2 separate regions of the Homo sapiens genome follow, and region 2 is linked to region 1. The links are chromatin loops, found by intact Hi-C in ENCODE. Cell type or tissue: Calu3. All regions are shown on one strand. Each heading gives the region's core, and the rest is flanking DNA. Links, peaks and the distances in the headings are about the cores only.

Region 1 (2,814 bases), core at 198-2,697:
TGCTTTTCTCTGCATCCTCACCAGCATCTGTTATTTTTTGTCTTTTGAATATTAGCTACTCTAACAGTTACCAAGGTAATATTAAAATACAGCTATATGGCTTTAAAGGGAAGTTGATTTAAAAAAATACAGCTGTGAATAAGAACAAAAAAGTGTAAAATTACCGAAAAATATGTTTCTTTTGTCTATTTAAAAATACAAGGAACCAGCTGGCTCTCACTCTTCCTTTCCTCTAGCCATCATATTTAAACAACTATGAGCCTGGGAAGCTTTAACCTGAAAAATGAAATTTAGCTGCTAGACACCAAAGAAACAACATGAACTAAAAAATGCTGAAAATCCAAGTTGCACTCTTGATTTTGGGAAGCATATCCCCTTGAATTCTTGAGGACAATACAGTGACCCCAGATGGTAGCAACGGCATGAATGTGTTGGCCTGACCCCTCGACTGCCCACAGGAACACAGAGCATCCCAGTGTGATTCTGGTGTAAGCCACCGTGCCTCACCTCCAATACTGTATTTTTTTTTAAACCTCATTTACTCTTTTTTTTTTCAATAGAGATGAGGTTTCACCATGTTGCCCAGGCTGGTCTTGAACTTCTGGGCTCAAGTGATCCGCCCACCTCAGCCTCCCAAAGTACTGGAATTACAAGCGTGAACTACCGTGCTTGGCCCAATGCATATACATATATATATATATATATTTTTTGAGACAGAGTTTCCCACTGTTGCCCAGGTTGGAGTGCAGTGGTGTGATCATAGCTCACTGCAGACTCCGCCTCCCAGGTTCAAGCAATTCTTGTGCCTCACCATCCCGAGTAGCTGGGACTTAAGGCATGTGCCACTATGCTCAGCTAATTTTTGTATTTTTAGTAAAGACGGGGTTTCACTATGATGGCCAGGCTGGTCTCGATCTGGCCTCAAGTGATCTGCCTGCCTCAGTCTCCCAAAGTGCTGGGACTACAGGCATAAGCAACCGCTTCCAGCATTTCTATTTTTGGAAACAGTCTCACTCTATCTCCCAGCTTGGAGTGCAGTGGCGCAATCCTGGCTTGTTGCAATCTCCACCTCCCGGGTTCAAGCAATTCTCATGCCTCGGCCTCCTGAGTAGCTGGGATTATAGGCGCCTGCCACCACTCCTGGCTAACTTTTGTATTTTTAGTAGATATGGGGTTTCACGATGTTGGCCAGGCTAGTTTGGAACTCCTGACCTCAAGTGATCTGCCCTCCTTGGCCTCTCAAAGTGCTGGGATTACAGGCATGAGCCACCGCGTCCGGCCCCAGCCTGTATTTTTAAATAAAGGTTTTCATTTTGTCCAAAGCCAAAAACAATTTAAAAAAAAAGAAAAAAATTTGCAAATATCTACATGTATACATATATGTAAATATATATAAAAAACAATACTCCAAATTCATGACAACTAACCACAAGAGGGCGCTTCCACAATGGAAAGAAACCAACCTTATTTCCTTTAGATACTTATTTGAGTAAGTGTTGGGCACACATTTTCAAACTTTTGTAGAGTAACTCCTATTTCAAATCCTTTATTTTTCCATAGCCATAAACTTGCTAGATACTCATCTTTTAAGGGCGCCTATCCACAACTTAGATTTCAATCTTCTTAACTGGAGAGTCCATGTATCTAGTACTTGGTAAATGAGTCCTTACATTATTTTTTCTTTTAAGAGACAAGGTCTCACTATGTTGTCCAGGCTGGAGTACAGTGGCTATTCACAGGCTTGATCATTGTGCACTACAGCCCTGAAATGGGCTCAAGCAATCTTCCTACCTTAGCCACCTGAGCAGCTGAGACTACAGTGTGTGCCACTATGTCTGGCTTTTTTTTTTTTTTTCATTTAATTAAATTTATTTATTTATTTTGAGACAGGTTCTGGCTCCCATCACCCAGGCTGGAGTGCCATGGCACTACCATAGCTCACTGCAGCCTTGAGTTCCTGGGCTCAGGTGATCCTCCTACCTCAGCCTCCTGAGTAGCTGGGGCTACAGATGTGTGTCACCACTCCCAGCTAAATTTTTGTATTTTTAGTAGAGATGAGGTTTCACCACTTTACCCAGGCTGGTCTCAAACTCCTGGGCTCAAACAATGCGCCAGCCTTAGCCTTCCAAAGTGCAGGGATTACAGGCATGAGCCAGTGTACCCAGCTTCATTTTTCATTGTAGAGATGGGGTCCTCAATATATTGCTCAGGCTGGTCTTAAAACTCCTGGCCTCAAGCAATCCTCCTGCCTCAGCCTCCTAAGTAGCTGGAATTACTGGCTAGTTCTTACACTACTAAATGCAGATTAAATGACAACTGGCCTGGCACAGTGGCTTGTGCCTATAATCCCAGTTACTCAGGAAGCTAAGACCAGAGAATAGCTTGAAGCCAGGAGTTGAGACCAGCCTGGGCAACACAGTAAGACCTCATCTCTAAAAAAATAAATAAATAAACCGAAGACCAGGCGTGGTGGCTCACACCTGTAATCCCAGCACTTTGGGAGGCCAAGGTAGGCGGATCACCTGAGGTCGGTGGATCACCTGAGGTCAGAAGTTCAAGACCAGCCTGGCCAATATGGTGAAACCCTGTCTCTACTAAAAATACAAAACTTAGCTGGGTATGATGGCAGGTGCCTGTAATCCCAGCTATTCAGAAGGCTGAGGTGGGAGAATAGCTTGTACCTGGGAGGCGGAGGTTGCAGTGAGCTGAGATCATGCCACTGCACTCCAGCCTGGGCGACAGAGTGAGACTCCATGTCAAAAAAATAAATAAGTAAACTGAAAAGGCCAGGTGCCACTGCCTGGAATCCCAGCA
Region 2 (2,814 bases), core at 122-2,621, 440 kb after region 1:
ACCACTTCTCCTTAGAGAGAGTTGTTTTCAAAAATGGGGCAGGAAATACCTCAGATGAGCCTGGGATATCTTCTGCTTGAGAGCAAGGAGTCGATCAAAGACTATCATGGTCATGTCAAAAACCCCAAGAGCCAGTCGGAAATGGTTCCCAGAGGCCAAAAATGGGAAATTTGATTAAGAACAAGGAATACAATAATTGAAACATCAAATACATAAAATCTATGATTCATAATACAACAAAAAAGATCACTTCATTGGTTACCTTTGGAGGTTGCTAAGACACTAATTTATTATTCTGAAAATTGGTCAATAAAGGAACAGAATGATTCTAACTATATTAAAATATATTCGTGTTTATATGCACAGAAAAGGGTCTCAAAGTTTTAATACCTTGAGGTTTTAATAGTGGTGATCTCTGGGTGATAGGGTTAGAGGTAGGATTTTTCTTTTTACCTAATTATAGTTTCAATTGTTTTTTTACAATAAATATGTATTGTCTCTGCACTAGAAGTTATTTTAGGGTTATAAAACAGTATGTGGCATATGAGATCATTTTTGTAAAAAGGAAAAATAATACGCTCTGAATTGCTAATAGTGGTACCCTCTGGGTAGTGAAATTAAGGTAATTTTAATTTTCTTCTTTTTGGTTTCTCTATATTTAAAAAATCTTTGCTATAATATTTTTTATAGAAGTAAAAACATTACTTCTATTTTTAAAAAAGAATAAAAGGAAAGCTGTCACAGTGACATCCCTGTAGTCCCAGCTAGCTGGGAGGCTGAGGTAGAAGCATCACCCGAGCCCAGAAGTTTGAGGCTGCAGTGTACTATGATCACTTCTGTGAATAGTCACTGTACTCCCGGCTGGGCAACACAGGGAGACCCTGTCTCTATTTAAAAGAGAGAGAGAGAAACAGAGAGAGAGAGAGAAACAATAACATCCTTCAAAAATAATGAGAACAGAAGTGTAAGAAATTTGCAATAGTTTTTTTTTTTTTTTTTTTTGTGATGGAGTCTCACTCTGTCACCCAGGCTGGAGTGCAGTGGTACGATCTCAGCTTACTGCAACCTCTGCCTCCTGGGTTCAAGCGATTCTCCTGCCTCAGCCTCCCGAGTAGCTGGGACTACCGGCGCATGCCACCACGCCCAGCTAATTTTTGTATTTTTAGTAGAGACGGGGTTTCGCCATGTTGGCCAGGCTGGTCTCGAACTCCTGACCTCGGGAGATCCACCCGCCATGGCCTCCCAAAGTGCTAGGATTACAGGTGTGAGCTACCGCGCTCAGCCTGCAATATTCTTCTAGGACTTTCCAGGACAAGTGTTCTGACCCACTGGCATGAATATCTGGTTCCTTTGGCTAATGTATACCTCAAACGGAAATGAGTGTTATTTCCCTCTTGTTGCCACTAACCGTTAAGATCACTAACCAACCTCTAAATGACTTCCTGTGGCATAAGATCTTCGAACCCAAACATGGAACACAAAGAAAGTGATTTAAAACAAAAGCTCTTACTGAAGTTTTTCCAGAGCCCCTTTAATGAAGTAGTCTTCTCTGCCCTCTACTGGTGATGAAAATAACATCTACTTGGAAATAAATTGGAGGCATTTCCATAAAGTAGCAGTTCCTAGTATGCTATGGGGACCTGGCTTGCCGGGGGTTCCCAAGACCCTCTCAGGGGGTCTGCAAGGTCAAAACCATTTCATAATAATACTAGGTCATGATGTGCCTTTTAGATTCTCAAGAATGTACTATGAGGCTTATTGATATGAGTTCTGATTTCATATTGCAACAAATCTTTAATATATTACCTCTTTGGCCGGGCGCGGTGGCTCACGCCTGTAATCCCAGCACTTTGGGAGGCTGAGGTGGGCAGATCACTTGAAGTCAGGAGTTCGAGACCAGCCTGACCAACGTAGAGAAACCCCATCTCTACTAAAAATACAAAATTAGCAGGGCGTGGTGGCGCATGTCTGTAATCCCAGCTACTCCGAAGGCTGAGGCAGGAGAATCGCTTGAATCCGGGAGGCGGAGGTGGCAATGAGCCGAGATCACGCCACTGCATTCCATCCTGGGCAACAAGAGCGAAACTCCGCCACAAAAAAAAAAAAAAGGTATTACCTCTTGTTGAGTTTCTCGATACTTTTTTCCCCACACAATACATGCAGAGATTATCTTGTTGAGCTTTAGAATTGTATAAAAGACCGGACGTGGTGGCTCACATCTGTAATCCCAGCACTTCGGGAGGCCGAGGCGGGAGGATTACGAAGTCATGAGTTCCAGACCAGCCTGGCCAATATGGTGAAAACCTGTCTCTACTAAAAAAAAAAAAAAAAAAAGAAAATTAGCCAGGCACAGTGGCATGTGCCTGTTGTCCCAATTACTCGGGAGGCTGGGGCAGGAGAATTGCTTGAACCTGGGAGGCGGAGGTTGCAGTGAGCCGAGATCGCACCACTGCACTCCAGCTTGGGCGACAGAGCAAGACTCCGTCTAAAAAAAAAAAAGAAAGAATCGTATAAAAGAATGTACATAATTATTTGAAAAGGTGATTGAACTCTCCTCCCTTTTCCAGTTACATATCTATGTGAGTCTAGGTTTTCTTCATGTACTTCAGTCAAAACAACCTATCATGACAGACTGGAGAAGCAGATATGAAAATCCAGCTGACTTCTTGAGGTTGGGCATGGTGGCTCGCGCCTGTAATCCTAATCCTAGTACTCTGGGAGGTCAAGGCAGGCAGATCACCTGAGGTCAGGAGTTCGAGACTCGCCTGGCCAACATGGTGAAACGCCGTCTCTATTAAAAGTACAAAAAATTAG

What was found. Peaks named below come from ENCODE experiments on the same cell type or tissue, not always from the same donor. Only the 100,000 strongest peaks of a DNase experiment are listed, where the experiment ranks them.
Region 2: a loop joins it to region 1, with 6 times the contacts of the local background. A loop is called at or near these places in 4 of 110 quality-filtered maps.

Annotation. Positions count from the first base shown.
Region 1 is chr16:69,285,755-69,288,568 of GRCh38, reverse strand. The region is part of intron 5 of SNTB2 (syntrophin beta 2); the gene reads right to left. Among named protein-coding and RNA genes, the nearest start is that of VPS4A, 24 kb to the left of the region's middle. In Calu3, for the core only: a CTCF peak has its summit at 1,438 (motif pointing right); a DNase peak (open chromatin) is centred at 1,438.
Region 2 is chr16:68,846,188-68,849,001 of GRCh38, reverse strand. The region is part of intron 1 of TANGO6 (transport and golgi organization 6 homolog); the gene reads right to left. Among named protein-coding and RNA genes, the nearest start is that of TANGO6, 4.1 kb to the right of the region's middle. In Calu3, for the core only: a CTCF peak has its summit at 1,575 (motif pointing left); no DNase peak of the experiment used is centred there.